Linked DNA regions of Homo sapiens: region 1 is linked to region 2. Evidence: read pairs that join two places in POLR2A ChIA-PET (ENCODE). Cell type or tissue: OCI-LY7. All regions are shown on one strand. Each heading gives the region's core, and the rest is flanking DNA. Links, peaks and the distances in the headings are about the cores only.

Region 1 (6,548 bases), core at 1,000-4,999, 380 kb after region 2:
TCCCAAACTCCTGTCCTCAAGTGATCCTCCTGCCTCGGCCTCCTAGTGTTGGGATTACAGGTGTGAGCCATTGCACCCCACTTACTGTTTTTTTACATTATTTTTAAATGTATTTGTTGGCTGGGCGTGGTGGCTCACGCCTGTAATCCCAGCACTTTGGGAGGCCGAGGCGGGCAGGTCACCAGAGATCATCAGGAGTTTGAGACCAGCCTGTCCAACATGGTGAAACCTCATCTCTACTGAAAATACAAGAAAATTAACCGGGCATGGTGGTGTGTGCCTGTAGTCCCAGCTACTTGGGAGGCTAAGGCAGGAGAGTCACTTGAACCCAGGAGGCAGAGGTTGCAGTGAGCCGAGATCGTGCCCCTGCACTACAGCCTGGGTGACAAGAGTGAGACTCTGTCTCAAAAAATAAAAATTAAAAAAAAATATATTTGTTTACTTATGTATCTCTCCCTCTAAAATGTAAGTTCTTTGAGTTTACCCTGATAGGAGGAACAATGTATAGTACTTAATTAAGAATTCAATACATCTTATTCACTGAAGTTAATAAGATCATATATTGGCTAACTGATCAAATTCAGAGGATGCATTAAATAATCCATTTTTAAAAAATGAAAAAATAATCAAATGTACTATGATAATAATAAAATTGCCCTTGCTCTGGAAAATTAGATGGATAAGTTTCTTTCTCTTGTCAAAAACTGGATTCTGAATTGTTTAATCAAGGGATGTTTAAATATAAGTTCTAGGCCAGTTGATACCTAGGTAAAAGCATCCTCAGACGAGGGGACTATGTACTTTTGAATTCTTTTTTTTTTTTTTTTTTTTTTTTTTTTTTAGACAGAGTCTTGCTCTGTCGCCCAGGCTGGAGTGAGTGGCGTGATCTCCACTCACTACAATTTTCGCCTCCTGGGTTCAAGCGATTCTTCTGTTTCAGCCTTCTGAGTAGCTGGGACTATAGGCTTCTGCCACCACACCCGGCTTATTTTTGTATTTGTAGCAGAGATGGGGTTTCACCATGTTGGCCAGGCTGGTCTCGAACTCCTGACCTCAGCAGTTTGCCCGCCTCCTGATCTGCCAGCCTTGGCCTCCCAAAGTACTGGGATTACAGGCATGAGCCACCGCGCTCAGCCCAGGACTTTTGATTTCTTGAACTACTGACTTAATGGCTTCCAAGTTATAAATTGCAGACTTAATAGTTTTAAACATTTGGTTAATTTTTTTTTTTTTACATCATAGCATTATATTTATTATAAGAGCTTCTTAGACCAAATTTAAATGTAAGGATAAGGTTTAATTGCCTTGGGTATAATAGGTTTTTTAAAGAACAGTTTTATTTAGGTATAATTCACATGATATAGTGTATTTTTATCATATAAAGTATTGCTTAAAAGGAATGGATTATTGACTTCAGTTTACAATTTTTGAGTTGTGCAGGATTGTTGTTACTTGCAGTGTTAGGATTTGACTTATAAAGTCTTACAGAGAAAGAAGTAAAAGTTGGATTCTTTCTTTAGGAAGTCACTTTTAATTCATCAATAAATATCATGTTATGTTAAGTATGGGCCAAGTACGAGTCAGGACTGTTAATGTTAAAACATATAGACACAGGCCAGGTGTGGTGGCTCACGCCTGTAATCCCAGCACTTTGGGAGGCCGAGGCAGGTGGATCACTTCAGGTCAGGAGTTTGAGACCAGCCTGGCCACCCATATCTACTAAAAATACAAAAATGAGCCGGGTGTAGTAGCGCACGCCTGTAATCCCAGCTACACGGGAGGCTGAGGCAGGAGAGTCACTTGAACCCAGGAGGCGGAGGTTGCAGTGAGCTGAGATAGTGCCACTGCACTCCAACCTGAGTGATGGAGTGAGACTCCATCTCAAAACAAACAAACAAAAAATATATAGTATAGACACAAAAGCAGTTTAGGTTTCAACTTTTTTTTTTTTTTTGAGACGGAGTTTCACTATTGTTGCCCAGGCTGGAGTGCAGTGGTGCAATCTCGGCTCACTGCAGCCTCCACCTGCCAGGTTCAAGCAATTCTCCTGCCTCAGCCTCCTGAGTAGCTGGGATTGCAAGCGCACACCACCACACCCGGCTAATTTTTGTAATTTTAGTAGAGACGGGGTTTCACCATGTTGGTCAGGCTGGTCTTGAACTCCTGACCTGGTGATCCACCCACCTCAGCCTCCCAAAGTGCTGGGATTACAGATGTGAGCCACCGTGCCTGGCCTTTCAACTTTCCTATACACAAAAATGAATTCTAAATGGGTAAATAATTAAATGTAAAAAATGAAAATTATAAGAACATATAAGGAATTCAAAAGATGAGATTTAATTATATTAATGTAAACAAAACTCCCCCAAAGCTCAGATATGGCAAATATAAACAAGATTAAGATAAGAAACCAGGCCTAACCAGAAGCCAATGACTAAGGATTAGTGATCTGAATCATAGCAAGATCTTTTGCAAAATGAGCAAAAGGCAATTCGTAGGGGAAAAACATTGCTAATAACATTTGCATTTGTTTTTAAAGAGACAGGGTCAGCAGGGCGCGGTGGCTTATGCCTGTAATCCCAGCACTTTGGGAGGCCGAGGCGGGTGGATCATGAGGTCAGGAGTTCGAGACCAGTCTGAGTGACCAACATGGTGAAACCTCATCTCTACTAAAAATACAAAAATTAGCTGGGCGTGGCAGCGGGCACCTGTAGTCCCAGCTACTCAGGAGGCTGAGGCAGGAGAATCACTTGAACCCAGGATGCAGAGGCTGCAGTGAGCCAAGATTGCACGACTGCAACTTCAGCCTGAGCAACAGAGCGAGACACTGTCTTAAAAAAAGAAAAAAAAAAAAGAGACAGGGTCTCCCTCTGTCCCCTAGGCTGGAGTGCAGTGGCACAACCAAAGCTTGTTATAACCTTGAGCTCCTCTCTCTGCTTCCTTTTTTGTTTGTTTTTTAAAAAAATTTTTGTAGAGACCCCTGTGTTGCTCAGGCTGGTCTCCAACTCCTGGACTTAAGCGATCCTCCTGCCTCAGCCCATGTGCATTTCGAATACCCTAGTAATATATAATGAGATGCTATGTTTGGAAAAGTAAATAATTCCCAACTCTACAAAGGCTGCATTGAAGATGGAGACTTTTATACACTGTTGGTAGGGTAACCTTTCTGGAAAGCTGTTCATGCATGTATTCAGTTTATCAAAGCCTGAAAAAAACTGTTCATACTTTGACTCCATTTTTAGAATATTGTGTTAAGGAAACAGATTTAAACAGAAATTTTTGTATAAAGACCCTGTCACTTGGGTTTATCTAATAGTCTAGTGGAAAGACTCTAATAAGAGTCAGATACTAGAAAATAGTTAACACAGTTTATGGTGCATGCATCCATAGTGTAGAGCATATTTAGCCATTTTTTTATTTTGAAAAAGTTGTTGTAGTTTGGAGAAACATGATTTTAATTTTTAGGCAGGGTATGGAACTATATATAAATGTGATCTTAAATGTGTAAATGTATTTACTAAATAAACTCTGAAGTATCTGCAAAACAAAGTACTAGTAGAAAACACCTAAAATGTTAACAGTGATCATATTTGGGAGGTAGGATTATGAGTGAAGCTTCTTTTCTTTATACTTCTCTATATAATTTCTATATAATTTCATAATGTGTAATATATTAATTATAAAATACACGTTTAAAATGTATTTTTGGACATTTTCTAAACTCGAGAGAGCACATTAGTTAAAAGAAATTAAATATTTTCAATTTCATTTAGGAAGAAGAGCTGAGAAAAGCCATTTTAGTGGTGTTTGCAAATAAACAGGACATGGAACAGGCCATGACTTCCTCAGAGATGGCAAATTCACTTGGGTTACCTGCCTTGAAGGACCGAAAATGGCAGATATTCAAAACGTCAGCAACCAAAGGCACCGGCCTTGATGAGGCAATGGAATGGCAAGTATCATGCTTCCAGAAGCCATCTGTGCATTTGTGTGTGCTTGCAGCTATGCACGTCCACGTGTAATTTTTCTCCCGTGTTGAGGATGAAACTTTGATTTACTTAGCAGCTTATTTCATAAGTTCCTCAAGCGTTTTCTCTCACTGGTCTTCAGGTGCATCTGTCTTCTCAACCACACCTACCTGATTACAGTTACTTAGATAAGCAAATTCTTTGCCAATTTTTAGCCTTTTCCCTGCCTCACCTCACCCTCCAATTCCTTATCCTTCAGGAATTAGCTTAAGACTCTCTTCTGAAGAGCTTTTCCTAATGTATCTCTATTCCTACTGCCTAATCACTCACTTAAAGTTAGATGCCCTTGTCACAGATTAGTGACATAGTACTTGTTTTGCTGTCTTGTAAGTTTGATTTGTTCATCTACTCATTAGATAATCACCTCCTTGAGGATTGAGACTAGTTTCACCTCTGAGTCATCCATATGTAGCCCAGAAGTAGTAGTAGCCTGGAAAATAGGTATTTGGTCTTTTTTGAATTTTTCATTCAAATCATAGACAAATTCAAAGCTTAGAGGAACCTTATGGATATCTAGTGCATAACCTCATCTGTGTTAGCTGTCATCATTTTAAGTACTTTGGAATCCACCTCCAATACAAAGTTTATTATAGATGATCATGCTTTATACCTGAAAATTAATTTTATAAAACAGTTCATTTTCTCTTTACAGGTTAGTTGAAACATTAAAAAGCAGACAGTAATTCAGTCCATTCTTCTCCCCTGAAATGAAGACTACATCACCTCTCTCCCTTTGGAAACAGTCAAGTGTACTTCACACTACTAGATGTTAAAACTATATGATTATTGGCATATACTGACTGACTGCAATATTTGTAGTAAATAGGGAAAATAAGTATTTAGTTGGAGGGATAATTTGATCGAATCACCTGAATGTTCTATGTAATGTAAAATATTCTTTTCTTGCTTTCTTGTGTTAAGGTATATATTCTATTTGTATGGAATTCTTATTCAAATACAGTTCTATTAAAGAGTATACTCCTATTGGATGAAAAAAACCTATTTTTGAATAGTAGTTGCAGCTTGTTTGTATAAATACTAAAAAATATCTTAACAGATTTTTTTCCCCTTAAAATGAATTATCTTTCCAAAGATTAGACTCAGTATGAGAGTAGGTGAGGAACATAGTTTGTGTAATATAATCTTTATTTGCTTACCTGACCACTTTTTATTAAGCTGTTTTGTTTAAAAGCTTTTGGTTATAGGCATGAATATTGTTTTGATGGTTAACTTCACTGACTTATCTGTAAGTGTCATTTTATAGTACTTTACAGTTGTCAAAAAAAATCTTACATATATTGATCTAGTTGATCGGTAGAGGAAGCTTGTGAAGTAGGTAGGACAGGTTATGATGTCTTCACTGTATGGACGTGAACCCAGGGTTCTAATAGGTTGGCTTGCCCAAGGTCACCTGCTAGCTTGTAAGGTAGGAATAGGGCTCAAAGTAAAACTTTTGGTTCAGAAGCTTGACTCATAAACTATACTATATATTCCCAAAAATGTCAGTATTGACAACACAGTCTAACTCTTAAATAAAATTATGCTAATTAGTTACATTCAAAATAATGTTTATAAATTTATTTGTCTATACTAGTAGAAGTGATCAGTGACATACTATAAATAATCCTAAATGGTTATATTTGATAGAATTCATAACACATTAAAGAGAAAATTTCACATTAAAGGAAGGTTTAAAAATCTATTTTCAGATTATAAAAGGTGTCTTTACTGGTTTTCATTCCTTTTATCTACATGTAATTGGACATGTAAACTTGTTAAAAATCAAAATCTTACTGATTGTACAGGGAGAAATTAAGCATTCTGTTTTAAAAATTAGGCTTATTGCTAGACTGTAAGTTTAAAAACAATTCATGTTCAAAGGAGCTTTTCAAATTACCCAGTCCACCACAGAATCAGCTAATGTGACAGAAGTAAATATAGTGCGTCATAATTGCTAAAAACAGGGTGAATTTCTTTCACTTAAGTTGGAAAACCAGCCTCTAAAAAATTAGGTGCTGGTAATGAGAGCTTAATACCATGGTTCCCTGCAGGTCTCAGAAACATTAGTAGTTCCTTTCTTGGCCCTCACTGTCCTTCCAGTGTTGGCCTCTGGCCTCTTCCCCTCACATTTATGTTCATTCTCCGGGCTTATATTCATTCTCTGCTGCTTTCTCCCTTCACCCGTGGGACTCTCACCCTTCTTGCTCATTCTCCAGCACCCATTCCTACTTTAGTCTCTTTGAAATCTTTTTTGGAGATTTTCCTTCAGCTACAAATGTTCCAGTACAACCAATATTACTCCTGAGGGGCAAAGACTTTTTCATATTTATGTCCCTAGTATCTGGTATGGCGCCTGGCATATGGCATTTCAGAATATGTTCATAGTTGAAACAGTAGGATAGATATTTGTCATCTTGACAAGTAGCCCTTTGCAATTTATACTTGAGTTCACTCCTGGTCAATGGCACATGGCTGGAAAATGCAGAAAGCAAGTTCACTTACAGCCTGAGGCTTATAAAG
Region 2 (4,758 bases), core at 759-4,758:
GTGTGAACAATGGAAGCATGGGAGGAGGAGATGAGGGGAAGTCATAAATGTCATCAATGCACACAGCCTGTTGTTTACCCAAAGCTTTCACTCATAAAGGTAGTGTGCTTCAGATACATGGAACATCTGCTAATGAGAACCATTCATTAGTAACTAATTGAGGGACAAATGTATTTAAAATTTATACTTATTAGCTCTTCAGGCTTGACCATTGATGCCACTTGTTAAGGTGGACTCTGGAGGCTGGCCTGGGACGTGCCTTTTCCTTAACATGTATTGTTTTCAGATCCTTTATCTGATTGACTTAGGACATAGTCCATGTGGGTGTTCTCTCTATTTGACCTTACGTCAAGATGCCTGCTATTCTGTCAGAGGTGTTTCAGGTTGTAAATCGTGAATGTCCCATCTCTTAGAGTAGAGAGCATAAAGTCCTTGTCTCAGAATTTGTGAGGCTCTAGTTTTCCTGATTTTATAAAGAAATGTTCTTTGAGTTCTGCCACTGGGTTTAGCTTACCTGATTCTTACTTCCTCCTGTTGTATGTCATTTAACAATTTTGAGGGTGAAAGGATGAAGATGGAGTAGTGGTGGGGGAGCTGTGATTAGAGGTGACTAGAGAGCAGTTTTTACTTAGTTCCTGTCTTAACCATGTTTTTATATGCACCCCCCAACCAAATTCCTTTTAACTTGTTTCTCCCTACCCCAGACCAAGTGTTTTACTGTTTTATGATACATTGTATTATCCTTGTAATACAATGGTAATGTGAATAACCACTTATGAATTTTTTACTTTTTTCATATTTTTCTTCATAGCTTTTTTTTTTTGGAGAGAGTCTTGCTCTGTCACCCAGGCTGGAGTGCAGTGGTGCGATCTGGGCACACTGCAACCTCTGCCTCCCGGGTTCAAATGATTCTCCTGCCTCAGCCTCCAAATAGCTGGGATTACAGGCATGCGCCACCATGCCTGGCTAATTTTTGTATTTTAAGTAGAGAGGGGGTTTCGCCGTGTTGACCAGGCTGGTCTCCAACTCCTGACCTCAGGTGATCCCCTCACCTTGGCCTCCCAAAGTGCTGGGATTACAGGCGTGAGCCACTGCTCCTTGCCCTTCATGACTTTCTTTATTGTACTTTGAAATACTGTAATGCCTGGCTATATTAGAGTTGAATTTGTTCTTAAATGCAGTTATTTTAGAATAGATAATACATCTCTCCTTCCTCTGAGTTATTTTTAGTACTGATTTGGACAGATAAAACCATAGATTAACTTTCATTTCAGCCAATGTTTATTTGACTTCTTGGCTTCCTGGTTATTAGTTCTAGAATTATAGACACATGTATATCTGTACTTTTGACCACCAGTTCAACTTGCTTATGTAGACAGAATGGCATTCTTGATTCTATTTATATAATTTCAATAAAATAAATGCTGAAAAGAAAGAAGGTTCATTCCACTTCTCCATACTCCACTCTGTTTGAATATCCCACATCACTTGGCCTGCTGCAGCTGCCCACCAGTGCGGACTGCTCTCATGCGTCTACTGGTGGATGGGTGTGTGCTGCCAGAGAATGCCAGTCCCGAGTCATGGTTGACAATTCAGCAAACTATTTTTGGGTGGCATGTGTGGTATAAGCAGGTCGAGGTGGAGTGGGGTAGCAATTTGAATTGAACAAGGAAAACCAGCAGGCTCCAGGTGTGGTGAGACTCCTTTCCACAGTTCAGTCTCCCAGTCAGAGATTTATTTGGATTTTCAGAGTTGTCTTTGTGGAGGCCAACACCTCTCAGAGCATCAAGCTAATCACACATAATGTTCTTTGAAGGTTGTTTTCATAATTCCAACACCTGTGATCAACTTCAGGGACTAGGACTTAAGATTTTTAGAGACTAGAGAGAAAATGAGAAAGAGGAAGAACAGACGCAGTGTCAGCATTTGAGTCCAGGCCTCGAGTGACTTGCTTTCCTTAGGCTTTGCTTCCTGATTACATTATGAGTACTCTGAGAATGAAGTTTCCTATCACTGCGTTCCCAACCAAACAAAACACCTTTTGTGTGTATGATGAGCTCCAAATAAGAGTTTATACAGAGTGCCATGAGAACATCTGGGCTTTAGGTGTACTTGGGGTCAAGGCAGGCTTTGCATAATAGAAGCATTTTAGCTGGGCCCTAAACAGAGCAGCCATTCTCCCAGCAGAGAAGGGAGCAGAAGAGACCATTCTATGTAGAGGGAACAGCCTGAGCAAGAGGGCTGGAGGCCTGAACATAAATGGTGTTTTCAGGGAACCAAGGCAATGGTTTCTAGCACAGGCAGGGATTTTGGTGAGGATGAGATTGTAAAGACAGGTTGAGGCCAGGTTGAGAAACGTCTCTGTTAAGAATACTAGATTTTTTCCTGTAGGCCGTGGAAGGACACAGTCTGATCTGCTTCTAAGGAACATACTAGGGAAAGGTGTGGTAGGAAAACCAGTTCAGCTGCTGCTGCCATAGCCCAGTAAGACGTTCCCATGCAAAAGTTGCTTGGCAGTGGGATGCCAACGATGGAAATGGTTCCAGAAGCATCTGAGAGAAACACTCAACATCACTTGGTGACTTACAAGCTATTCAGGAGGAGGAAGAGGAGAATGAAAGGGGAGGTGGACCTTTCTGGTGAAGATAGAAGTGATGGAATTAACCACACTCAGAGCTTCAGTGGCAGAAGCAAGTGTCTTTTGGAAGGAGACCCAGAGCTCAGTTTCGGATGTGTTGCATTAGGGGTGTACGTCGCATGTCAGAGGAGAGGGCTGTTAGACATTGGACTTCAAGACTTGAACTGTTGAACCACTTTGCCCTCGCAGGTTCCCCCAGGAGGCCTTTGCCATGGCCTGTGGCCCTGGAGCCACCTAGGGCTCAGCTCAGCTCTGCCCTACAGATTCTCACTAGGCCACGGGTATCTCAGGACAGGTACTGCCCTATTCACCTTTTTACCCTTAGTGATTACTTGGCACTTAGGGGGCTGCTTAAGGAATGAGCCATATGAGGCAATATCTTGGGATATATAGGGAAACATTTTCAGCAGTATGATTATTCACAGGAGTCACTCTAGGCACAGAAATGTGTCTTTGCACATTGTTGTATATACACAACTAGGCCTTTGTCATCCTGTTTAGAACAAAACCTGAAGTTTTTTGTTTTTGTTTTATTAACTGAGGCAGGAGTGTAGGACTTGAAAATAGTTTCATTTGTAAGATAATGGATTTGAATTCATAAAATCTTTTGACTGTAGTCTTATAAATCAGTCTTTTCTGTAAGAGACTTTCTAATTTGAAATACCTTGAGGTGGGTCCTTTAATAATCTGATTAATTACTCTCTAATTTATCTGTATAATTTTTGTGTATGACGGACACAGAATTCAGCTTTTGATAAATCAGATCATCAGTCCTTATTTTCAGATCCCTCTAAATCATTTTGTATCCATAGAACATTTTCATTCATGGTGGGTTTTTGCATTTATTTTTTGATTTTTGCTTTTGTTCACTTCTTTTTTAAACATATTTTAGAGCAAGTGGGAAATCTTCCCAAAGCTGTCAAGTGAATTCTCATGCTAAGTTTCCTTCAATTATAGTAGTTGTTGAGTGAGTGTGCAAAACGTGGAGGAGATGTAGACCCTGCCCTCAAGCATTTATAGTCACATTTTGGAAGCAGCGTGTGTGTATAGAGTTGGCAGTTGGAAACAGGAAAAGTCTGTGTGGGTCAGAGACATGGGGGAAGTTTTCAAAGAGAAAGAGGCTGCACTGGGTTCTTGAAGACTGAACAGGTGGTTTGTGCAGGCAGGATGGGAACAGCATATTGTCCTGCATGGACTCTGCCCCCCTCAAAGCTCTGGTCAGGGCCTAAGGTCACAGTAAATTGTCATAATTTTCTACTAATGCCCTTTCTTTTAGATAATTCTCTGAAACCACTATGTGCACTTGTTCTTTTAAAGCACGGTACCTTTTTCTTTTTTTGTTTTATTTCTAAAATAAAGATGAAACAACCAACTCTGAAACTGATTAAGTTTTAGAAAACCACCAGGACGTATTAAGATCTAGTAGCGGCCGGGCATAGTGGCTCACGCCTGTAATCCCAGCACTTTGAGAGGCCGAGGCGGGCAGATCATGAGGTCAGGAGATTGAGACCATCCTGGCCAACATGGTGAAATGAAACTCCATCTCTACTAAAAATACAAAAATTAGCTGGATGTGGTGGCGTGTGCCTGTAATCCCAGCTACTCGGGAGGCTAAGGCACGAGAATCACTTGAACCCAGCAGGCAGAGGTTGCAGCAAGCCGAGATGGTGCTACTGCACTCCAGCCTGGCGACAGAGTGAGACTCCGTCTCAAAAAAAAAAAAAGAAAAAAAAGATCTAATAGCTTTGAATTGTTGAATCACTTAAAGGCACTAATTTGGTTTTCAGTTGGTCTTAGCAGACGTGGGGTTTTTTTCCTAACAGATTTTTAATGATTTTAAATCAAATGAATCCAAAATGAAAGTAGATTACACCTTCTGAATTTGTAAGCACTTTAAAGTTGTTGGGAAAATAACTTCTAATAGGAAAGCCTTGTTATTTTGGATTTGCATGTTCTTCTAGACCAAATTTTCTCCACCTTTGCACCATTCACAGTTTAGACCTGTTGCCGCTATCCTTGGGGGACTGTCCTATGTATTGTAGGATGTTTAGCAGCATCCCAGGTCTCTGTCCTTCGGGAGTATTTGCAGATATGTGATTGTTTAGACAACTTGACGCAGC

Evidence for each region. Peaks named below come from ENCODE experiments on the same cell type or tissue, not always from the same donor. Only the 100,000 strongest peaks of a DNase experiment are listed, where the experiment ranks them.
Region 1: POLR2A ChIA-PET joins it to region 2 with 6 read pairs; 5 of 35 experiments call an interaction of 5 or more read pairs at or near these places.

Annotation. Positions count from the first base shown.
Region 1 is chr12:101,393,803-101,400,350 of GRCh38, reverse strand. ARL1 (ARF like GTPase 1) reads left to right here. Exons shown (of 6, transcript NM_001177.6): 5 at 3,774-3,952; 6 at 4,681-6,548. The coding sequence ends at 4,711. Among named protein-coding and RNA genes, the nearest start is that of ARL1, 11 kb to the left of the region's middle. In OCI-LY7, for the core only: no CTCF peak of the experiment used is centred there; no DNase peak of the experiment used is centred there.
Region 2 is chr12:101,774,970-101,779,727 of GRCh38, reverse strand. The region is part of intron 7 of GNPTAB (N-acetylglucosamine-1-phosphate transferase subunits alpha and beta); the gene reads left to right. Among named protein-coding and RNA genes, the nearest start is that of SYCP3, 38 kb to the right of the region's middle. In OCI-LY7, for the core only: no CTCF peak of the experiment used is centred there; no DNase peak of the experiment used is centred there; H3K27ac peaks cover 489 bases.